2 separate regions of the Homo sapiens genome follow, and region 1 is linked to region 2. The links are chromatin loops, found by intact Hi-C in ENCODE. Cell type or tissue: IMR-90. All regions are shown on one strand. Links, peaks and the distances in the headings refer to the core of each region. The heading gives the core; the rest is flanking DNA.

What was found. A loop is a pair of places that touch in the nucleus more often than their neighbours do. Peaks named below come from ENCODE experiments on the same cell type or tissue, not always from the same donor. Only the 100,000 strongest peaks of a DNase experiment are listed, where the experiment ranks them.
Region 1: a loop joins it to region 2, with 5 times the contacts of the local background. A loop is called at or near these places in 5 of 110 quality-filtered maps.

What each region holds. Positions count from the first base shown.
Region 1 is chr16:3,939,646-3,952,272 of GRCh38, forward strand. TRIDDENT (TRIM28 interacting DNA damage repair enhancing non-coding transcript) reads right to left here and starts at 10,799. Exons shown (of 2, transcript NR_120311.1): 1 at 10,627-10,799; 2 at 7,964-9,184. In IMR-90, for the core only: no CTCF peak of the experiment used is centred there; a DNase peak (open chromatin) is centred at 6,696; H3K27ac peaks cover 1,314 bases.
Region 2 is chr16:3,684,874-3,697,500 of GRCh38, forward strand. TRAP1 (TNF receptor associated protein 1) reads right to left here. Exons shown (of 18, transcript NM_016292.3): 2 at 5,954-6,112; 3 at 4,182-4,264; 4 at 1,123-1,263. Among named protein-coding and RNA genes, the nearest start is that of TRAP1, 26 kb to the right of the region's middle. RefSeq lists an enhancer at 11,347-11,847. In IMR-90, for the core only: a CTCF peak has its summit at 5,742 (motif pointing right); a DNase peak (open chromatin) is centred at 5,708.

The DNA.
Region 1 (12,627 bases), core at 5,392-7,891, 260 kb after region 2:
ATACTCGGTAATGATAATAAACAACTGTGTTACTGGCTTAGGTATTTACTACACTATACTTTTTTCATTTCATTTTGTTTTGTTTTTATAGAGACAGGGTCTCACTCTGTTGCCTAGGCTGGAGTACAGTGGTGTGACCATAGCTCGCTGCAGGCTTGGCCTCCGGAGCTCAAACAATCCTTCTGCCTCAGCCTCCTGAGTAGCTGAGACTACAGGTGTGCGCCAGCACTCCTGGCTATTTTTTAAAAATTTTTAGTAGAGACAAGGTTTGACGAAGTTGCCCAGGCTGGCCTTGAACTCTTGAGCTCAAGCGATCCTCTGACCTTGGCCTCCCAGAGTGCTGGGATTACAGGCCTGAGCCATGGTGCCTGGTCCTTATTGTTCCTTAGAGTGCACTCATATTTTTTTACAGTTACCCGTAAAACAGCCTCGGGCAGGCCTTTCAGGAGGTATTCTAGAAGAAAGCATTATTATCACAGGAGATGACAGTCTGCATACACATTGCCTCTGAAGACCTTCCAGTGGGACGAGATGTGGAGGTGGAAGACAGTGACATTCATGATCGTGACCCTGGGTAGGCCTAGGCTAATGTGTATGTGTGTCTTAGTTTTTAATAAAAAAGTTTAAAAAGTTTAAAAAAAATTAATAGAAAAGGCTGTCCAGGCACAGTGGCTCCTGCCTGTAATCCCAGCACTTTGGGAGGCCAAGGCGGGCAGATCACCTGAGGTCAGGAGTTTGAGACCAGCCTGGCCAACATGGTGAAACCCCATCTCCACTAAAAAATACAAAAATTAGCCGGGCATCGTGGTGGGCGCCTGTAATCCCAGCTACTTGGGAGGCTGAGGCAGGGAGAATTAATTGCTTGAACTCAGGAGACGGAGGTTGCGGTGAGCCGAGATCGCGCCACAGCACTCCAGCCTGGGCAACAGAATGAGACTCCGTCTAGAAGAAGAAGAAAAAAGTTAATAGGGCCAGGTGCAGTGGCTCACACCTGTAATCCCAGCACTTTGGGAGGCAGAAGTGGGTGGACTGCTTGAGCTCAGGAGTTTGAGACCAGCCTGGGTAAGGTGGCGAAACCCTGTCTCTACAAAAAATACAAAAATTAGCCGGGAGTGGTGATGTGCATCTGTAGTCCCAGCTATTTGAGAGGCTGAGGTTGGAAGATCGCTTGAGCCTGGGAGATGAAGCCTGCAGTGAGCCAAGACTGTGCCACTGCACTCCAGCCTGGATGACAGAGTGAGACCCTATCTCAAAAAAAAAAAAAAAAAAAGCTAATAGAATAAAGACATAACGAAAATAAATATCTTTGTACAATGTGTTTGATGTGTTTGTGTTTTAAGCTGTGTTTTACTTTTTTACAAAAAAGTAAAAAAGTTAAAAAAATTAAAAAGTTTATAAAGTAAAAAAGTTCTAGTAAGCTAAGGTTAATTTATTACTGAAGAGAAAGAACCAAATTTTATTTTATTTTATTTTATTTTATTTTTTTGAGATGGAGTCTTGCTCTGTTGCCCAGGTTGGAGTGCAGTGGCGAGATCTCGGCTCACTGCAAGCTCTGCCTCCCAGGTTCACACCATTCTCCTGCCTCAGCCTCCCGAGTAGCTGAGACTACAGGCGCCCGCCACCACAACTGGCTAATTTTTTGTATTTTTAGTAGAGACGGGGTTTCACCGTGTTAGCCAGGATGGTCTCGATCTCCTGACCTCGTGATCCACCTGCCTTGGCCTCCCAAAGTGCTGGGATTACAGGCGTGAGCCACTGTGCCCAGCCAAAAGATCAAATTTGAAATAAACTTAGTGTGGTCTAAGTATACAGTGTCTATAGCGTCTACAGTGGTGGACAGTCATGTCTGAGGCCTTCACATTCACTCACCACCCACCCACTAACCAAGAGCAACTTCCAGTCCTGCAAGCTCCATTTATGGTAAGTGCCCTATACGGGTGTGCCATTTTTAATCTTTATTTTTTTAAGATGGAGTCTCACTCTGTTGCCCAGGCTGGGGTGCAGTGGCGCAATCTCGGCTCACCACAAACTCTGCCTCCCAGGTTCAAGCGGTTCTCCTGCCTCAGCCTCCTGAGTAGCTGGGATTACAGGTGCCCACCACCATGCCCAGCTAATTTTTGTATTTTTAGTAGAGACAGAGTTTCACTATGTTGGCCAGGCTGGTCTCGAACTCCTGACCTCAGGTGATCCACCTGCCTTGGCCTCCCAAGTTTCTGGTATTACAGGCGTGAGCCACTGTGCGGCCCATTTTTAATCTTTTATACTGTATTTGTGCTGTGCATTTTTTATGTTTAGAAGTGTTTGGTCATCAGAGAAATGCAAATGAAAACCACAATGAGATACCATCTCACACCAGTTAGAATGGCGATCATTAAAAAGTCAGGAAACAACAGATGCTGGAGAGGATGTGGAGAAATAGGAATGCTTTTACACTGTTGGTGGGAGTGTAAACTAGTTCAACCATTGTAGAAGACAGTGTGGCGATTCCTCAAGGATCTAGAACTAGAAATACCACTTGACCCAGCCATCCCATTACTGGGTATATACCCAAAGGATTATAAATCATGCTACTATAAAGACACATGCACACGTATGTTTATTGCGGCACTATTCACAATAGCAAAAACTCGGAACCAACCCAAATATCCATTAATGATAGACTGGATTAAGAAAATGTGGCACATACACACCATGGAATACTATACAGCCATAAAAAAGGAGGACGTCATGTCCTTTGCAGGGACATGGATGAAGCTGGAAACCATCATTCTGAGCAAACTAACACAAGGACAGAAAACCAAACACTGCATGTTCTCACTCATAGGTGGGAATTGAACAATGAGAACACTTGGACACAGGGCAGATAACATCACACACTGGGGTCTGTCATGGGGTGGGGGGAGGGGGGAGGGATAGCATTAGGAGAAATACCTAATGTAAATGACGAGTTAATGGGTACAGCAAACCAACATGGCACATGTATACTTACGTAACAAACCTGCACATTGTGCACATGTACCCTAGAACTTAAGGTATAATAATAATGATAAAGAAGTGTTTAGATACACAATCACTTACCATTTTGTTACAGTTGCCTACAGTATTCAGTGGGGTAACAAGCTGTACAGGTTGGTAGCGTAGGAGCAATAGGTTACACCATGTGGCCTAGGTGTGTGGTAGGCTGTGCCATCTAGGTCTGTGTAAGTGCACCCTGTGATGTTCACACAATGACGGAATTGCCTTATGTCGACTTTCTCAGGTGTCAATAAGCAACACACAGGCTGGGCACGGTGGTTCACGCCTGTAATCCCAGCACTTCGGGAGTGCGAGTTGGGCGGATCACTTGAGGTCAGGAGTTCAAGACCAGCCTGGCCAACATAGTGAAACCCCGTCCCTGCTAAAAATACAAAATTAGCCAGGCGTGGTGGCACACACCTGTAATCCCAGCTACTTGGGAGGCTGAGGCAGGAGAATCACTTGAACCCAGGAGGCGGAGGTTGCAGTGAGATGAGATTGTACCACTGCACTCCAGCTTGGGTAACAGAGCGAGACTCCACCTCAAAATAAAAAAAAAAAAAATAAAGCAACCCACATCTGTAATTGATCTGTATTACCTCCCTTCCATTCTGTCTGCTCTTGAAAGGGTCCAAATGGCACATCTATCTTGTCAGGTCATGCACATCTGCGTTAGGCAAATCTGGAAGATTCTTCAAAGTTTTCCTGTTTCTCCCTGTCAGTTGGCAACAAAAATCACATATTTTAAAAAACAGGAAATTTATCAGAACAGACTCAAATAAGTGTATTTTCTATGTTAATGTTGATGCAGGGCAGGTGAGCCCCCAAATTGGGGCTTAGCCTGGGAGGGTTCTTGGCTTCACCCAGGAAAGAATTCAAGGGCGAGCCGGTGGTGTTAGACAGCAACTTATATTGGAGCGGCAGTGTCCAGCAGCAGCAGAGGGACTGCTCCCTGCCACACAGGGCTACTCCATAGGCAGTGTGCCCAGAGTAGCAGCTCAGAGGCAGTGCTGCCATCATATTTATACCCACTTTTAATTACATGCAAATTAAGGGGCAGATTATCCAGACTCTAGGAAAAGGGAGGTAACTTCTGGGTGCTGGGTCATTGCCATGGAAAGGGGTGGTAACTCCCAGATGTTGCCATGGCCGCGGTAAACCGACCCGGTGCACTGGTGGGCGTGTTTTGTGAAAATCTGCTTCCACCCAGTCCCTGTTTTAGCTGGTCGTCAATTTGGTCTGCATCAGGAATCAAGTCCCACTTCCTATCTCAATGTGATGGGAGAGGAGACCCCCAATGAGGACTTTGAGACATTACAAAATGTTGGCTAGGCGCGGTGGCTCACACCTGTAATCCCAGCACTTTGGGAGGCTGAGGCAGGTGGATCACTTGAGGTCGGGAGTTTGAGACCAGCCTGGGCAACATGGTGAAACCCCGTCTTTACTAAAAATACAAAATTAGACAGGCGTGGGGGCATAGGCCTCAAGTCCCAGCTACTCGGGAGGCTGAGGCAGGAGAATCACTTGAACCTGGGAGGTGGAGGTTGCAGTGAGCTGAGATTGTACCACTGCACTCCAGCCTGGGCAACAGAGCGAAACTCCATCTCAGGAAAAAAAAAAAATTAATCAAGAAGAATCCAGGCTGGGGGCGGTGGCTCATGCCTGTAATCCCAACACTTTGGGAGGCTGAAGCGGACAGATCACCTGAGGTCGGGAGTTTGAGACCAGCCTGGCCAACATGGTGAAATCCCGTCTCTACTAAAAAATAAAAAATTAGTTGGGCATGTTGGTGCACACCTATACTCCCAGCTACTCGGGAGGCTGAGGTAGGAGAACCACTTGAACCTGGGAGGCGGAGGTTGCAGTGAGCTGAGATCATACCATTGCACCCACAGCCTGGGAGACAAGAGTGAAACTCCATCTGAAAAAAAAAAGAAGAAGAAGAAGAAGAAGAAGAAGAAGAAGAAGAAGAAGAAGAAGAAGAAGAAGAAGAAGAAGAAGAAGAAGAAGAAGAAGAAGAAGAATCCAATTTTCTTCAACATTATCTTCATTTAGAGTTCTTTAATTATTTTTTAAAAAATAGAACAAGGGATCCATTCCTCATGCTTCTACTGATGGCAGCTCTCCCTAAAGCAGGACATTCCAAAAACAAACAAAAAAGCAACAGCCAAACATACATGGAAGTAAGATGGTCTCTCAAAGCTCTGAGAATTGGAAAGGTTTCCTTTCAAGAAACTTGAGTTAGCTTTTGGAAAACGATCTTTTGTATGTTACTAGATATTTCTTTTTTTTCCTCTCCCCATTTTACTTAAATAACTTATTCAATTAACATCTATTTGCCAGGCTTCAAAGTCAGATCCTGGAAGAAATACAAAAAAGCAGCAAATAATGGGAAACCATCCCGGCCTGTAGGAAACTCACTAACTCGGTAGAAAGGCAGGCTTGTAAATGACACCAATACAGCGTGCTTGGGATTTCATGGGATCACATGTATTTTGGTGTTTGGAAGCACAGAGGAGCAAGTATTAATTTTTTAAACTTAGTATAATGAAAAATTTCAAATATAAACCAAAATAATAGTATAATGAATCCTGTTACCCATCACCCAACTTACAAAATAATTATCCTATTGCCAACTGTTTCATCTCGGCCTTACTACCTTGCAGGTTACTTTTTTATTTTTACAATGTTTTTTAGATATAGTTACATATAGTAAAATTCACCCACTCTCAATGTATAACCAATGCCTTTTAGTAAATTTGTAGAGTCATGTAACCAACATGATCCAATTTTTAGAACATCTCCACCATCCTAAAAATTTTACTCTCAACTTGTGACAGTTCTCCTCCCTTGCCCCAGCAACCGTTGATCTTTCTGTCTCTATAGATTTGCCTTTTCTGGACATTTCATATTTCTTTTTTTTTTTTTTTGAGACGGAGTCTCACTCTGTCGCCCAGGCTGGAGTACAGTGGCACCATGTCGGCTCACTGCAACCTCCCCCTCCTGGGTTCAAGCGATTCTCCTGCTTCAGCCTCCCGAGTAGCTGAGACTACAGGCACCTGCCACCACGCCCGACTAATTTTTGTATTTTTAGTAGAGATGGGGTTTCACCATGTTGTCCAGGCTGGTCTCGAACTCCTGACCTCAGGTGATCCACCCAATTCAGCCTCCCAAAAGTGCTGGGATTATAGGTGTGGGCCACTGTGCCTGGCCTCTTTTTTTCTTTTTTTTTTTTTTGGAGTGCAGCGTCACAAACATGGCTCACTGAAGCCTCAACTTCCTGGGCTCAAGTGATCCTCCTACCTCAGACTGCTGAGTAGCTGGGGCTACAGGCACACGATGCCCTGCCTGGCTAATTTTTTAGTTTTTGTAGAGATGGGGTCTCACTGTGTTGCCCAGGCTGGTCTCAAACTTCTGGGCTCAAGGGATCTTCCCATCTCAGCCTCCTAAAGTGCTGGGATTACAGGCATGAGCTACTGTGCCCAGACTCACCTTAATTTTTAAAAATGTTCATGGTGGAGGAAGGGGCAGGAACATCCACCAGCACCAGCCAGGGTTCTCTGAAAAAGGCGCTGAATATTTTGCTCAGCTCTGTGCTTCTGTGCTCGAGCCAACCACACGTATACTTGAACACGAAGGAATGTGCTTGAGCATTAAGGAATGTAAGCCACAGGCTCATGCCTGGCTGCCTTCCAAGGAGTCATAATAGTCACGGATATCTGCTTCCAGAGGCAGATGCGGCTTGAGCCCTCCCCGAGAAGTGGGGTGTGGGAAGAGGACCCTGTTTCTGATGCAAGTTCTGGAACTGAGGTGGATTCTCTATCAAGGCACAGAGAGGAAAGAAACCTTAGTCTAATTCCCAGGTTGGCCGTCACTCCCTCTGTGCCTTACATATGCCTGAGCCTTTATATGCCTTCCTGGAAAATGGGATTCCTTGCATTTTACTGAATTTTAGAACATTTTATTAGAATTAATATACTGGTTGCTGAGGGGTTGTTGGAACCCCAGGAATCCATCACAGTGAGATTTATTCCTTCCGGTTCTAGCACATTTTGATTTAATGAGTATTGCCTGGTGCTTGAGATCAGGTCTGGTGCTGGAGTCGTAGGGGCCACTTGTGTCTCTGGATGGAGGAGGCGCCAGGACCAGGAGCTGCGGTAGGAGGAGCACGGCCCAGGCCCTTGGGGACACCCCTGCAGCAGGGGAGGCAGTGCAGACGCAGGGAGGCCGAGCTGCAGTCTCCGCTCGGGGTGCAGCGCCTACAGGAATCTTTGGAGGCTCGGCACAGGTCGAGGTCACCCCAGCCAGAGTCCCCAAAGCCCTAAGTCCGTGTAAAGAAACCCAGGAGGGCTTCCAAGCCAGCACGGACGGCCGAAGATCCTCCAGGGCTTGCGGCCACTGCGGTTCCATCTGCCTGTGCGGCTCCCACCTCTAACTGTGGCCACCGTCTTCCCAGTGCCCCATAGTTTGCTCATGGGGAGATTCCTGGTGATCATAGGTCCTCTGCAGCTATCTGAAGGGTGAGTTGATGAATGAACAGACAGGTGAATGGAGGATGACCACGACAGTTTCTGGAGGGCCACAGGTTGGGCTGGGCTGGGCGCCTTGAGAACACGTGGGTTCTTGTTTCTCCCGGAGGTCTGGCATTCCCTGGTAGCATCCAGAAGGCCGAATGCACCTGAGTGTGCTCTGCCTTCCCTCTTAGTCTAAGCCTTATTATTTGTTTAATTATTAATTATTATTATTATTATATGTTTTTTAAAGACAGGCTCTCACTCTGTCACCCAGGCTGGAGTGTAGTGGCGCCCTCATGGCTCACTTCAGCCTCCAACTCCCAGGCTCAAGTGATCCTCTCACCTCAGCCTCGAACTCCCAGGCTCAAGTGATCCTCTCACCTCAGCCTCCTGAGCAGCTGGGACTACAGGTGAGCAACACCATGCCTGGCTAATTTTTTTTTTTTTTTTTTTAATATACAGATGGAATCTCACTGTTGCTCAAGCTGGTCCTGAACTCCTGGGCTTAAGCGATTCTCCGGCATTAGCTTCCCAAAATGTTGGAATTACATGTGTGAGCCTCCACGCTGGGCCCCATAGCCTAAGTTTTTTTAAATGTAATTTTTTTTGTTGTTGTTTATTGAGACAGTCTCGCTCTGCTGCCCAGGCTGGAGTGCAGTGGTGTGATCTGGGCTCACTGCAACCTCTGGCTCCTCCCAGGCTCAAGCGATTCTCCTGCCTCAGCCTCCTGAGTAGCTGGGATTACAGGCACTCGCCACCACGCCCAGCTAATTTTTGTATTTTTAGTAGAGACGGGGTTTCACCATGTTGGCCAGGCTGGTCTCAAACTCCTGACTTCAAGTGATCCACCTGCCTCAGACTTCCAAAATGCTGGGATTACAGGCATGAGCCACCTCGCCCATCCTCAATATATATTTTTCACTGAGATCTAAATCACATACCATAGAATTTTAATGTGTACAGTTCAGTGGTTTTTAGTCTTTTCACAATAAATTGAGTTTTTGAGTAGACAATGCATTCATATGGCTTAAAATTCAACGATTACCAAGGAATATACACGGAAACATCTTCCTTCCCCGCATCCCGCATACATAGATCATATTATCTATTTCTTGACTATACTCATAGATATTTTATGCAAATACAAGCAAATGTATTCCGTCCCTTTTTAATCTACATGGTGGAGAACTATATGTACTGTTCAGCATCTTGCTTTTTTACTTAACTTGGAGGTCCTGCTGGTACCGAGCTTTCTCATTCCTTCTGGTGGCTGCCTGGTATTCTAGTCTATGGATGGATAAATATTTATTGATGGATATTTAGGTTGTTGCTACACCTCAGCTTTTGCAAACAAATGCTGCAAAGAAGAACCTGGTGCATGAGACATTTTGCATGTTCGGGCAGATCTGTAGAAGTAATTCCCAGAAGGGCGCATGTTTTTTACATTTTGACAGTTCTTGCTAAATGGCCCTTTATAGAGGTTACACCAGTTTTAATTCCCATCAGAATTTATTTCCAAACCTATCATGAGATACGCCAGCACTGACAAGAATCCTCACTGCGGCATTGTTCATCGCGCCCCAAACTGGAAACAGCTCAATCGATCCTCAGCGGAACGGAGAAATCATGGCCTCTTCACGCGATGAAATATTATGCTGCAATGAAAAGAAACAAAATTCTGCTGCACACGGCAGGGAGGAATCTCCTAGGCGGATTGATGAGTGAAAGAAGCCAGACACAGAACGGTCCTTACTGCATGATTTCTGTGATATGACTCAACCCCGAAGTCAAAAGGAAGACGCAATCTAGGATGACAGTGATGGAAACAGAGGTGACCCTTGGGCGGCAAAGGGAGTCTGCTGAGCGTCTAGAAACGTCGTATATCTTGTTCGGAGTGATAGCTGTATGGGTGCATCAGTGTGTGAAAACTCACCGAGCTACGTGCACTTTACTGATGGAAGTTGCACCCCAACAAAAACTTAAAGGGTTTAAAAATATTGCCCACACTGACGCGCAAACAACACGACCGCCCCAGCAGGCAGACTCCTCCGATGCAAAAGCTTAGGTGACAGGCTGTCTTTCTTTTGTCCAGTCCTGAGCCAGATGTGGGTTCTGGGCCAAGGAGGTGAAGCACGAGGCTCCCTCTGCTGCCTCCAGAGCTGTCCAGGGTTCCCCTCTGCGCCCCCAAAAGCGCAGGGTCACACCAGTCGGGGAGGAAGGACCAGAGCGACTCTGCGCCCTCACCCCACCGCCTCCTTCTCTGTTTGCTCTCTGACCGGTGCCGTTTCATTGTTCCCTTCCTGGACGCCATCCCCTCGTCCAGACAATTCCCTGCACCAGCTGCCAAGCAGCTGCCTGGCTATTTATAGCCTCTGTCATCAGCCCCTTCCTCCCGCCCTTGGCCCTACTCCTGGGACCACTCTCCCTACCCCCACCCACTTTCCAAGGGTCCGGCTGTGTCCAGCCAACCAGGAGAAGAGTGGGGACAGTAGAGGCTGAGTTCGTTGACAAATATCATACAACACAATTTTTAAAATGTTTCTGGAACATTCCAGGACCCGTTGTTGTGGGGAGGGGCCTGCCCTTGCTGAGCTGGTCCCTTGGTCTCCTGAGGTGATCTCAACTGTGTCCATGGCTTTTGGACAAGGTGAGACGAACTTAATTCTTTTTTTTTTTTTTTTTTTTTTTGAGACAGAGTCTCGCTCTGTCGCCCAGGCTGGAGTACAGTGGCGTGATCTCAGCTCACTGCAACCTCTGCCTCCTGGGTTCAAGCGATTCCTGTGCCTCAGCCTCCTGACTAGCTGGGATTACAGGTGTGTGCCACCACACCCTGCCTGTTTTTGTATTTTTCAGTAGAGGCAGGATTTCACCATGTTGGCCAGGCTGGTCTTGAACTCCTGACCTCAAGTCCACGCCCCTTGGCCTCCCAAAGTGCTGGGATTACAGATGTGTGCCACCGCGCCCGGCCTGTAATCCTACTGGCCGTCAAATCCACTTTAAAAGCAGTAAAGGCATTTGACTCCTTCCTGTTTCTCGTTCCTTCTCACCCCCACTCAGGCCATCTCCCCTCGCCCCACCACTTCCTCCCTGCACCTACCTTTCTTCCTTCCTTTCTCGGTGAAGTGAAGGGTCACCTCTCATTGTGGAAGAAGGACTAGTAAAGCCAGCTTTAAATGAACATTACTGGGTTGGCCTATGCCAGGCAGGCGCGAGGTCTCTATTCCCCATGTGACAATCAAGCTGGGTGCGTTCACGCCCAGGATGCTGGGGTTGTCCCACCTCTAGGTTTGGAGTGGGACGACGAGGAGAAGCAATTTGTTCAGGAGCAGAGAAAGTTCGCTTGGCTGTGACTCATCGCCTCTCCATTGAGAGTCTCCGGCGGGTCCGTGATCATCGGACACGATCATGATCCGTCCTCAGGCCCCGCCTGTGCAGAGTGCGCGGAGGCCAAGGAGTTATTGGCAGAAAAGCAAGAGCGGAATGAGCTTGCGTACTTGAAGTCTGTGGCCGTCTGCCAACATCTCCTTCAAATATGAACATTCTTATTTTCGCTCTGGAAGTTTTTGTCAGGTTTATTGCAAATGCAAGGGTGGTGAGCAGACAGAAAGAAAATGGTATTTACTGAGCTGGAAGGACTGTTTTCTCAACCGTTTCTCAAGAGCACGCAAGGAGACGTGCACTTTCCTGGGTGACATCAGGTTCTCCGTGGGGATTTTAATCCAAATCAGATATGGCCTTGTTTTACGAGGGATCCTCTTGGGTCTCAGGGTGTGAGGATTCATAATAAGTACACGTCCATCCAGTACATGGCGAAGACCATTGTAAGCCACCCCTGGAAACACATACAAGACAGATGGGCACGCAGTTCACAGGATAGCGCAGAATTCTAATGAATTTCATTGGCATCAAATGTTATGTTCCTGTAAACTGAGAGCCATGAAATTAGAATGAGTGCCTCACAATAGTTCAAAAGTGACTCACTTCATTGAAAAAACGTCTCGGAAACATAAATTGGTAAATCAAAACTAAAACTAGTACCCTTTAAAAAAAACTGAGAATGATGTCCCTAAGTTTTTTTTTTTTTTTTTTTGAGACGGAGTTGCGCTCTTGTTGCCCAGGCTGGAGTGCAATGGCGTGATCTCGGCTCACTGCAACCTCCGCCTCTTGGGTTCAAGTGATTGTCCTGCCTCAGCCTCCCGAGTCACTGGGATTACAGGCACCCACCACCACTCCCAGCTAATTTTTGTTATTTTTAGTAAAGAGGGGGTTTCACCATGTTGGCCAGGCTGGTCTCAAACTCCTGGCCTCAAGCAGTCCTCCTGCCTTGGCTTCCCAAAGTGCTGGGATTACAGGCATGAGCCACCGTGCCCGGCTGGGATGACTATTTTAATCTCAAGAGAGCCATCTGGGTTCCTTCCAGGGCACAATTCTATTTAAGGATATACTTTCTTATTTTTACACAAGTTTGATAACTGGATAAAAAAAAGACGAACTTTTTTTTTTTTTTTTTTGCATGGACCAAAAAATGTAGCCATAAGAGCATTTGTTAATACGCACGTCTAACATCCTCCTTCCCACCTCCCTGTGCAGCACAAAGTGGTAAAGACAGCAAGAATTTTCTTTCTAAACAGTTGGGCTGAAATTAAACAACAACAACAACAAAAACCCAAATGCCCATTCTCCTCCCAGCGGAAGTACAACCTCTCTTTGTATCATGTTACTCATCCGCTGCACACACCTGTTCATCCAACAACAGCTAACAAAAGTCAGACTCCGAGTTAAGCGATGTACACATCACAGTTTGTGCTGGAAATCTGATCCAAGCACATGGACAGAACTTTCTATGGTTCTCGGCTCCTAAGCTTGGCAGCTTGTTTTCAGCGTATTCTTAAAAACCTAGGAAACTGGCAATCATACTTCTAAGTTAAAAGATTGGGAAATCAGGCCAGTGAATAAATACTTACTTTGGATCTGCACTATTGATGAAAAATAAAAAATCACTGGAAAAAAATGAGCCCCTTTCTTCTATTTTTGCTCAAAGCAGTCCAAAGAAAACAAGTTTTGGTTCACTGCTGTCTGTGAGCTCAGTGTTGAACAA
Region 2 (12,627 bases), core at 4,669-7,168:
ATAATGGAGCTCTAAATTACCTGCTCAAATTTTCTGTAAATCTAGAACTGTTCTTTAAGAAAAAAGAAGACAAAAGACAAAACCAAAAATCATTATTGTAACATAAATGGTCTTAGTACCAGGAAGTACTGGCACATGAGGACTGGCCCCTCTGCTAAAGACCAAGAATCATGTCCCCATGACCCCTTGCCCCAGCACATCCATTTTCAATCATCTGCAAGGAACCTCTGTGCTGAAAACAGGAGGAAAGCACAGGGCGCTGCAGCCCTGCCCACAGGGCCCATTCCACAGCCAGGCCAGCTCAGCAAAGGCAGGGAGAGAAGAAACCCACTCCCCACCCAATCCTTATGACCAAGGGCTATGACAAACAGCTGGCACGTACCACGGGGCTCAGTCTGGATTCTCTAAACCCAAGAGGGAGTGCGTAAAGCTGACACCTCACAAAAGCCCCTCCTTTAATTAAAACAGCCATCCCTTCACAAGTCCATTCATTCACGCGTGCCTGCATTCATTTATGTGGCATGACCTTCAGAGCAAGCCAGCACCCTAAAAGGGAATACTCAGATCCCACCGAGGCCAGTCTGTCCACCTCTCCACAGAGACAGACACCCCCGCAATGACGCCGTGACCCTGGGATGACAGGTCCTGAGGCAGCTGTCTTTGGATGCAATGTCTCTCAGGGCCCCTACCTGATCCTCTTTGGCCTAACTTTTCAGCCTTAAAATTTCCACAAGGCTACAGCAGCAGCCACAGCACTGCTTCGTCGGCATTTTGAGGGGAAAACGCAGTTAAAAATATGAAAAGAGTACATTAAAAATAAGATATGTTTAGATATGTTAATACCTGCATATACCAAAACCCTGTGTGGCCATATGCTAAGATGTTACCAGTAGTTATTGCTGGATGATGGGGTGATTTCAAATTTTCTTCTTTTCTGCTTACCTGCTTTTCCAAAATTTTCTATAATGAATGAGTGCTACTGTAACACTAAATTATAGCCAGAGTTATCCTGGTGGTACGGACGGCCAGTACGTCCCTGGGACCCGAGACATCACTAGAAGGCGGATCCTGTCCTTGCTGCATGGCCGGGCCTGCCACACGCCTGGACACTGAGGGAGGTACCTGGATGGTGATGGTGCCTTTCTCGGCATTGGTCTGCAAGTGAATCTCCATTTCTGGCAGTGCTTGGCCGTCAGACACCAGTTTGTGACGCAGTTTTTCCAAGGCATCGCTGGCATTGGAGATCAGCTCCCGTATAAACACCTACAGGAATAGAAATGGGAGGCACAGACAATGAAGGACACTCATCCTGCAGGATCTATCTGGTCAGCTGCACTTCCAATAACTGTTAAAAGGTAGAGGAGAATAGTCAATTCTCAAAGCATAAAGAGTTTCTGCTTTAGTCAAAGGCAGTTCCTCTGGGCCGGTCACAAAGTGACTGAAGGTGCTGACTTTCCTTTCAGGATTTCTTTGAGAGTCTCACTCTGTCACTCAGGCTGGAGGCTGCAATCACGGCTTATTGCAGCTTTAACCTCCTGGACCCAAGCAATCCTCCCACCTCAGCCTCCTAAGTAGCTGGGCCCACAGGCATGCACCACACCCAGCTAATTGTTTTAAAATTTTTATAGACACAGGGTCTCGCTATGTTGCCCAGGCTGGTCTTGATCTCCCAGGCTCAAGTGATCGTTGTGCCTCCGCCTCCCAAAGTGTTGGGATTACAGACGTGAGCCACGGTGCCTGGCCCTTTTCAGGATTTTTAATCAAGCCTGAAGTTACGTGTCCATCTGTTAATTATAACTTTAAGAAGAGCCCTCTGGCTGGGGTTGGGGGCTCATGCTTGTAATCCAGGCACTTTGGGAGGCTGAAGCAGGTGGATCACTTGAGGTCAGGAGCTCAAGACCAGCATGGCCAACATGGCAAAACCCAGTCTCTACTAAAAATATTAAAATTAGCTGGGCGTGATGGAACACACCTGTAATCCCAGCTACTCAGGAGGCTGAGGCAGGAGAATCGCTTCAACCCACAAGGCGGAGGTTGCAGTGAGCCGAGATGGCACCACTGCACTCCAGCCCCGACAGAGAGAGACTCTGTCTCAAAAAAACAAACAAAAGAGGCCTGCGAGGAACAATTTCTTTCCCAACTCCTGCACAGGGATGACGGCATATCACTCAAACATCCATTTCTCCTTGATATGGTTTGGCTGTGTCCCCACGAAAATCTCACCTTGAATTGTACTCCCATAATTCCCACGTGTTGTGGGAAGGACCTGGTGGGAGATAAGTGAATCATGGGGGCCGTTTCCCCAGTACTGTTCTCGTGGTAGTGAGTAAGTCTCATGAGATCTGACAGTTTTTTGGGGTTTCTGCTTTTGTGTCTTGCTCATTCTCTCTTTGCCTGCTGTCATCCATGTAAGACGGGACTTGTTCCTCCTTGCCTTCCACCATGACTGTGAGACTTCCCCAGCCACATGGAGGTGTAAGTCCAATTAAAGCTCCTTCTTTGGTAAATTGCCCAGTCTCAGGTATGTCTTTATCAGCAACGTGAAAATGGACTAATACACTCCTACTCCACAAAAACAGGTTCCCTAGCTTCATCTCATCTAGTGGGGACCACCAAACACCAGGTCTACCACACCCGGAGAAAAACAGGCCTCAGGGCCCAGCTGTCCCTCAGGAGCTGAAAAGCACACTGACCTCAAACAGACCTTCCATTTAAAATCAGTGAGAGAGGCCGGGTGTGGTGGCTCACACCTGTGATCTCAGCACTTTGGGAGGCTGAAACAGGCAGATCACCTCAGCCCAGGAGTTCAAGACCAGCCTGGGCAACACGGCAAAACTCCGTCTCTACAAAAAAATACAAATATCAGCCAGAGGCTGAGGAGGAAGGATGGCTTGAGCTCAGGAGGCGGAGGTTGCAGCGAGCCGAGATCATACCACTGCACTCCAGCCTGGGCGTCAGACCCAGACCCTGTTCCAAAAAATTAAAAAACCAAAAAAAAAAAAAACAAAAACCCACACAATTAAAAATAGAAAAATTAAGTCCGCAAGAGCACATAGGTGAAGAGGAAGCGGTGGCTGATCTGGGCGGAAGCTGGAGGTCACTGGGAGTCAGGAATGCAGCACTCATCAGTACGAAACCCGGAAACAGCTCCTAGAAGGCCCTCTGAGCTTTGAAATCTGCTGCTTTACAAACTTTCTTCAGGACTCTCCTTTGCCTTCCAGCAATAATCAGCATGTCAACGATGGTGGCCTTCATCTTTCTTTTTCCTTGTCCTGTCACCCCAAATGAGTTTTGCGGGGTTTTTTTTAATAGAGATGGGGTCTCTTCACGTTGCCTAGGCTGGTCTCAGACTCCTGGACTCACACAATCCTCCTACCTTGGCCTCCTAAAGTGCCGGGATTACAGGTGTGGGTCACCGCACCTGGCCCCAAATGCGTTTTAATTTCCTCAGTAACTCCTCCCTGCTCCATACACACAGGACTGGGGAACCTTCTTCCTCCGGCAGCCAAAGCCGCCAAGACCTGCAGGTAGTCCCACCAGGCAAAGGGGCCTCAGAGCGTATCCAAAGCTCCACAGAGACGGAATTCAGCAGAGCTGCACGCTAGGATTTGGGGGACTTTTTTTTTGGAGAGAGGGTCTTACTCTGTTGTGCAGGTCAGTGTAGTAACACAATCATGGCTCACTGCAGCCCCAAAGTCTGCCAGGCTCAAGTCATCCTCCCACCCCAGCCTCCTGAGTAGCTGGGACCACAGGTCAGTGCCCCCATAGCTGGCTAATTTTTTAAATTTTTTGTAGAGACGGAGTCTTGCTGTGTTGACCAGGCTGGTCTCAAACTCCTGGGCTCAAGTGATCCTCCTGCCTCGACCTCCCAAAGCACTGAGTTCCCAGGCATGAGCCACCACACCAGGCCTGTATTTCGGGAACTTTTAAAATTATTGGCAAAATTCAATTAATTCCCAGAGTTGATCCAGCCCAAAGAACCATCTGGATACACTTATCCAGGAAACCAAAACAGATTCTGGTAAAACTCCTCTCACTGGTAGCTTAAGATGAGGACCTGTCCAAAGTTTAATGCTTTCTCACAGCTAATATATTATCTGGCAATTCTCCAGAATGGCATAAAAACCAGCTTTGTGAAAAGAAACTTTGCTAGCATCGGGCATGGTTAGCAGGGAACGCACCTCTTTTTCTGAGTACAGGGACCGGGCAACAATGTCCAAAAGCTTCTTTGTCTCGGCCTGGAACTCATGTTTGGAAGTGGAACCTAGTAATGAAACACAGACACAACCAACAAAGTTTAACTTCTATTTTTGTGCAAGAATACGCTACGTCACATTCCAAAGAAAGCTTAAGTTTATGAGTTTTAAACTTTTTTTTTTTTTTTTTTTTGAGACGGAGTCTCGCTCTGTCACCCAGGCTGGAGTACAGTGGCACGATCTCGGCTCACTGCAAGCTCTGCCTCCCGGGTTCACGCCATTCTCTTGCCTCAGCCTCCCGAGTAGCTGGGACTACAGGTGCCTGCCACCACGCCCGGCTAATTTTTTGTAGTTTTAGTAGAGACGGGGTTTTACCATGTTAGCCAGGATAGCCTCGATCTCCTGACCTCATGATTGGCCCGCCTCGGCCTCCCACACATTTAAGATCATGAACAAAAAGAAAGAAGCAGACAGAAACAAAGTCTGGCTGGGCACCATGGCTCATGCCTGTAATCCCAGCACTTTGGGAGGCCAAGGCAGGAGAATCACTTAAGCCCAGGAGCTCAAGACCAGCCTGGGCAACACAGAGGGATCCCGCCATCTCTACAAAAAATACACAAAGTAGCTGACGGTGGTGGCACACACTTGTGGTCCCAGTGACTCAGGGGGCTGAGGTGGGAGGATCACTTGAGCCAGGGAGGTCGAGGCTTCAGTGAGCCATGATTGCACTACAGCACTCGGCCTGGGTGACAGAGAAAGACCCTGTCTCAAAACAAAACAAAACAAAAAGTCTCTCAGAAAGGAGGTCTCAGGGCAGGACAAATCCTCCCACTGCTGAGGCCAGACATGCCTCGGGCTATGTCGAGGGAATGCTGAGCCTGGTTTCCCAATGTGCATGGTTACGAGAACTGGACTGCCTCTAAGAACCAGATTATATGTTCTTTCTTTTTTTTTTAGAGGCAGGATCTGGCTCTGTTGCCCAGGCTGCTATGCAGTGGCAGGATCGTGCTCACTGCAGCCTCAACTTCCTGGGCTCAACCGATTCTCCTGCCTCAGCCTCTCAAGTACCTGGAACCACTGGTGTGTGCTACCATGCCTGGCTAACTTTTTAATTTTTTTCTGTAGAGAAAGGGTCTATCTTGCCCAGGTTGGTCTCGACCACTTGGCCTCAAGCAATCCTCCTGCCTCGGCCTCCCAAAGTGCTGGGATTACAAGTGTGAGCCACTGTGCCTGGACTATATTCTTCAAAAAAGCGGTTTCCAAATTAATTAGTTAGAAATCAAAATAACAAGAAAACCTCACTTCTCTTTTTAACTTCAAAGATTCTACTCTTGTCGACCCACTTAAAAGCCAGAAATGGAGCCACTTCAGGACTGGCTCCAAAGACTGCTTTTTTATACTTCAGAGGGAATGAAAAGACAGCTCCAGAATTCGGTCCTGCGCAGACTGGGCCAATGCTGAGTTTCCCCTCCCGCTTCCATGATTATTAGCAGATGTGCCATGAATCACCACTCAGGGGAGGTGCCGGACGGCAAACTCACGGGTGGCCACCAGAGGGGGCAAGACACACCCGACACTGGCAGAAGTCCCTCGCTGGGACAGAAATGGAGGGCGCAGCACTCCCTACAGCCAAGACCTTCTGATTTCACACCTAAGGCGGTGGCTCTACCAATCACTGCCTCCACCCTGAAAATGCCCCTTTACGCACAGCAGTGAACCAAAAAGCCCTCCCAGACCAAAGCACGAGCCAAGGCTACCCTGCACGCTCTCTGTGCTGCTGATAATCGAGTGCAGGGGTTCCTCCTTGTCCTCGGCGGTCTGCGTGCTGAACAGTCGTCCTGCCTGCAAGCTCCAGGCTGGGTTTCGCCTGGGGCCCAACTGGGCTGTGGTCCTCCGAGGACACAGAATTGGTTTTCCTGAAAAGACAAATATGCAGAAAGAATGAGAATTAGGAAGACACGAGAAACAATATGGTAATTCGTCCCATCAAGGGTGTCTAGCAGAAGCTAGCGTGGACATCTCTAAGTCGGGCTGTTGCTGAAAGAGAAATCCACAGGACCAAATGCCACAGTGTCAGGGTGTGGTTTTGGCAAGGAGCCCTCACAGATGTCATCAGTGTAAGATACTGTGTCTTCTCAGAACCGCAGAAGCGAAACTGGAGGGGGTGGGCTGCTGCCTTCTTTTCAGAGGGGGTCTCGCTCTGTCACTGCGATCACAGCTCACTGCAGCCCCAACCTCCTGGACTCAGGCAATGCTCCTGCCTCCGCCTCACGAGTAGCTGGGACCACAGGCACAGACCACCATGCCCCCATAATTTTTTAAAAAATTTTTTGTAGAAATGGGGTTTTGCTATGTTGCCAAGACTGGTCTCGAACTCCTGGGCTGAAACCATCTTCCCGCCTTGGCCTTACAAAGAGCTGGGATGACAGGCGTGAGCCACCATGCCCAGCTGGCAGATGCCTGCTGACAGCACTTCCCACATTCGCCTCACGGGTGACACCTCGCATCAACCTACCAAACTGAAACCTGTCTCGACCCTCGCAGCCCCTGCAGAAGCCCCCGATGGGCCACACTTCTTTGCTCTTGACAGTCAAGCAAAAAAAAAATCCTCCCAAAAGGGATCCAAATATTTAAATGTTAATATTCTGAAACTGTCTCATCTTCTAAAAGTTGATTCTTTCCCATTGCTTTTTCATCCAAAACAGATTTTTTAAAAAAAATTTGTGTACTTTAAAAACTGAAAAACAGCTGACGATGGGTTCTACCTTCTAACTAAGAAGGAGACTTGTCTTCTGTAACTTCCTGCTCAGTCCAGTGGGCTGAGAAAGTTGCCGGCAGAGCCCAGCGAGGGAGGAAAGCAGCCAATGTGTCCCCAGCCGCACGCAGTTCACCGACGCAGGCCCAGAAACCAGACACTTTCACTCCAACACAGGACTGGACCGACCCAACACCAACACCCACTGACCCCAGGGACCACATACCAGGACCCTGCCTTGGTCAGTAGATTTGCAATACGTGATGGTGTCAAGGATATGTGGCCAGCCAGCCACGCCGTGTCAAAGTCTAAGCCTAAATGAACCGCATCTAACTGGGAGCCTCTCCTGTTCTTCACAAATTTGTAACAAGTAGAAAGGAAAGACAACAGAATATCCAGGAATCAAGGTTTTAAAAATCAGCATATCAGCCAGGGGTGCGGTGGCTCACGCCCGTAAACCCAGCACTTTGGGAGGCTGAGGTAGGCGGATCACATGAGGTCAGGAGTTCGAGACCAGCCTGGCCAACATGGAGAAACCCCATCTGTACTAAAAATACAAAAGTTAGCCGGGCATGGTGGCAGGCACCTGTAATCCCAGCTACTCGGGAGACTGAGGCAGGGGAATGGCTTGAACTTGGGAAGTGGAGGTTGCAGTGAGCCGAGATCGTGCCGCTGCACTACAGGCTGGGTGACAGAGCAACATTCTGTCTCAAAAAAAAAAAAAAATTAACATATCAACTTTCATACTCCTAAAAGGTACAAAAACTTGCCTTTTTTTTTTTTTTTTTTTTGAGATGAAGTCTCACTCTTGTTGCCCAGGCTGCAGTGCAATGGTGCAATCTCGGCTCATTGCAACCTCCACCTCCCGGGTTCAAGCGATTCTCCTGCCTCAGCCTCCCGAGTAGCTGGGTTTACAGGCGCCTGCCACCACACCCAGCTAATTTTTGTAGTTTTAGTAGAGACAGGGTTTCACCATGTTGGCCAGGCTGGTCTCGAACTCTTGACCTCAGGCGATCTGCCCACCTCAGCCTCCCAAAGTGCTAGGATTACAGGCATGAGCCACCGTGCCCAGCCAAAACTTGCCTATTCTTTAGGCTTATTCCTGGACTTACAAACAGCACAAACCTGGCCTTTTGTTTTTGTTTTTTTTTGAGATGGAGTCTCGCTCTGTCGCCCAGGCTGGAGTGCAGTGATCTCGGCTCACTGCAACCTCCATCTTCTGGGTTCAAGCGATTCTCCTGTCTCAGCCTCCAAAGTAGCTGGGACTACAGGCACCAGCCACCATGCCTAATTTTTGTATTTTTAGTAGAGACGAGGTTTCACCTTATTGGTCAGGCTGCTCTCGAACTATTGACCTCAGGTGATCCACCCACCTAGGCCTCCCAAAGTGCTGGGATTACAGGCGTGAGCCACCATGCCCGGCCAACCCTAGCCTGTCTTTATCTCTATGCAGATACCTTAAAAACATCTACCACAATTCAGAAAGTATTCAAATTCCAAACCATGTAAACATCCAGTTATTTGGGCCCATGTAATTGCATTGTTCACTTTATTCGTACAGTTAAAAAAAAAAAAAAAATCCCGGGACATTTCTTCTGGAATTAAATGGTATTTGGCATTAGAGGAGTTCGCGAACAGTCTACATCAAACCAGGGTGCTGAAGTCTCTGTGCCTCCTTCCAAAGCACAGCCAGCCCTGGGGGCACAGGAGGGAAGTGTCCAAGTGCCAACACCTGCCCACAGAGCATATCAGTGTTTCTCACCATTTGTGTAAAAGAAACACAAAAAGGATAAACCAGAAACTGATGTGACTGTGTATTTTGTTTCCTAGGACTACTGAAACACAGCACCACAAACTAGGCAGTTTCAAAAAGGTCCACAGTTCTGAGCCAGGCACACAACCTCACACCTGTAATCCCAGCACTTTGGGAGGCCAAGGCAGGAGAATCGCTTGAGCCCAGGGGTTTAAGACCAGCCTGGGCAAGAAAGTGAGACTCCATCTCTGCAAAAAACACAAAAACTAGCCAGGTGTAGTGGTGTGCACCTGTAGTCCCAGCTACTTGTGAGGCTGAGGTGGGAAGATCACTTGAGCCCAGGATGTTGAGGCTGTAGTGAGCCAAGATCACACTACCGCACTTCTGCACTTCAGGCTGGGTGAGACAGCGAGACTCTGTCTCAAAAAAAAAAAAAAAAAGGTCCCAGGTTCTGGGCAGCGGTGCTTCCCACTGGAGGTGCCGAGGGAGAGTCCATCCCGCACCTCTCCCCAGCTTCTGGCAGTAGCCGGCATCCTTGGTGTTTCATGCTTTGCAGACCCTCCAGGCTCTGTCTCTTGTCACATGGCAAGCTCTTCTCTATGTGAGTCCTGGCTGTGTCCAGATTTCCCTCTTCTTATACGGATACCAGGAATACTGGAGTTAGGCCCCACCCCCATGCAGTGTGACCTCATCACAACCTGATACATCTGAAATGACCCAAATAAGCTCACACTCACAAGTACCAGGGATGAGGACGCGAACGTATCTTTCTCTTTTTTTTTTTGAGACAGAGTCTCGCTCTGTCATCCAGGCTGGAGTGCAGGGGCATGATCTCAGCTCACTGCAACCTCTGCCTCCTGGGTTCAGGCGATTCTCCTGCCTCAGCCTCCCTAGTAGCTGGGATTACAGGCACGCACCACCATGCCTGGCTTTTATTTTTAAAAGAGACATGGTTTCACCATGTTGGCCAGGCTGGTCTCCAACTCCTGACCTCAAGTGATCTGCCCACCTTGGCCTCCCAAAGTGCTGGGATTACAGACGTGAGCCACCATACCTGGCCTCTTTTTAAAAAAGAATAAAAATAGAGACAAGGTTTCTCTTTGTTGCCCAGCCTGGTCTTGAACTCCTGGACTCAAGTAATCCTCCCACTTTGGCCTCTTAAAGCACTAGGATGACAGGTATGAGCCACTGTACCCGGCCTTCAAACCCCACAGCTTGGTTACCTACAGGAGGTGTGTATTAAACTCCCCGTGGCACAAACCCGGTAGCTTACAGTAACAGACACTTATTCTCTCACAGTCCTGGAAGCAAGAAGTCCAAGATCAAGGTGCCACTAGGGCTGGTTCCTCCTGAGGCTGGGAGGGAGGGTCTGTTTGCGCCTCTTCCAGCCTCTGCAGCCTCTGGCGTTGCTTGGCTTGTGGGTGGTCATCTTCTCCCTGTGTCTTCCCTTCAGGACGTCTGCCCTTCTCCCTCTACACATGTCTGTCTGTTCAAATGTCCCCATTTTATAAGGACACAGTCATACTGGATTAGGGCCCACCCAAGTGAACTCATCTTAACTTGATCACCTGCAAAGACCCTATTTCCAAATATGGTCACATTCACAGGTACTGAGAGCTGGGACTTCAACATCTTTCGTGGGGAGACACAATTCAACCCCCAACCAGCATATGTACAGAGAATGCAAAGAAAGCGGGAAGGGGAGAGGGCTGGCAGAGCTGAGGGAACATGACACTTCCACATACATCTTTTCGTATGTCTCTCTTAGAACCATGGTCAGGTTTCTCATACTCAAAAAACAAACCATTACTTAGCCAGACGTGGTGGCGCACTTCTAGTTATCAGCTACTCGGGAGGCCGAGGTGGAAGGACTGCTCGAACACAGGAGGTGGAGGTTGCAGTGAGCCGAGGTCGCACCACTGTACTCCAGACTTGGCGACAGAGTGAGACTCTGTCTCGAAAAAAAAAAAAAAAGAAAAGAAAAAGAAAAAGAAAAAGAAACCGTGAAAACAAAACAGGGCGCACATGAACACAAAATGAAATACAAACAGCAAATATGCAGAGCTGTGACGATGACATCACCACTCTGAAAGAAGAACTAACCTAAGAGACTTCAGAAAATAGCACTTTGACTGTTACTGTAAAACTAACCTCAGAGGACAGCACACCATCACCAGGCTCGGGCAGGAGATGTGTCCCCTGCGGAGTCAGCAGGTCTGAGCCCGATTTACGCATGTGCCAAGATCAAGCGGAAAAGCTGATTGTGGCTACTGAGTTGGGGTCCTCACAGTTGAAGAAAAGTCACTGATAAGGAAGGGGCAGGAATAAACCCTGCGGGGCGGCACTGGAGGTACAGGCATCAGTACAGGCTCACAACCTTTGCCATGTGTACAGACTGGATGCAGAAATCAATACCGGAACATTTACACACACACATTTCCCAGCTCTGTCCACTGACGCGTGACAGGGCCCAGGCGCGATGACCCCCCACTTAGGCTACAGAGAGCAAAGTCCAAAAGCTGTTCCAGTTTCAGCACTCTAAAGTCCCACGTCCCAGGGAAAGCCTTTGTCCTGGCAAACTAGGACGGCTGGTCACCCTACCTGGCAGCCAGATCTTGGTTTGTGAATACCTCTCTCCAAAAACAGGAACCAGAGATCCCTGCGGAGCACACAGAGGAGCCTAGGACACCCAGTGGTGTGCAGAAGGACGAGAAAGGACGGGGTGTGTCAGGAGAACACACAGCCCAGCCAGAAGGGCTCCCAGTGGCAGAATCTAGGACAATCTGTGCGGCAAAATAACGAACGACAATAATGGATTGTAAGCTGTGACCCGGCAAATCAAGCAAACATCGGTGCACACTTAAACAGAGGAGGAGCAGCAGCTCTTCATCACAGCAGAATTCCAATGAATAAACACAAGGAATGGCAGAAAACAGAAAGCACACCATCAGGAAACACCACAGCAATAACTGGCTGGTGTAAGTTACTACTATTTTGAGACAGGGTCTCACTCTGTTGCCCAGGCTGGATCACAATGGCACAATCACAGCTCACTGCAGCCTCGACCTTCCCGGGCTCAGGTGATCCTCCCACCTCAGCCTCCTGAGTAGCTGGGACTATAGGCCGTGTATTACCACTCCTAGCTAATTTTTTTTTTCTTTTTTTTTTTGACTGGGTCTCACTCTGTCGCCCAGGCTGAAGTGCAGTAGAGTGATCTTGGCTCACAGCAGCCTCAACCCTCCGGATTCAAGTGATCCTCCCACCTCAACCTTCCGAGTAGCTGAGACTACAGGCTCATGCCACCATACCCGGCTAATTTTTGTGTTTTCTGTAGAGACAGGGATTCACCATGTTGCCCAGGCTGGTCTCAAACTCCTGAGCTCAAGTGATCCCCCGGCCTCTGCCTCCCAAGCGCTGGGATTAGAGCCGTAAGACACCACGCCCAGCCTAAGGTTATGTATTTGAAGCAGTGGTAGATACTGCCAAGTCACACTCCACAGAGATCCTATCAGTTTACGTTCCCACAGCAATGTACTAAAGTGCATATCATCCTACATTCCTGCCAAGTCAGTGTTGAGATGAAACTCTTGGATCTTTGCCTATTGGTCAGATAAAATTTTCACTGCAGTTTTCACTTACATTTCTCTTATTATAAGCAAAACTGAGCACTGTCCCGTATTTTTAAATATTTCCTATTTCCTTTTTTGTTAAGGGACTGTTGGTATCCTCTGATAATTTTTCTACTACATTTTAAATCTTCTTCTTATTGATTTGTAAGAGCTTTTTATATATTAAGGAAATTAGTCGCCAGGAGCGGTGGCTCACACCTGTAATCCCAGCACTTTGGGAGGCCGAGGCGGGAGGATCACGAGGTCAGGAGATTGAGACCATCCTGGCTAACACGGTGAAACCCCGTCTCTACT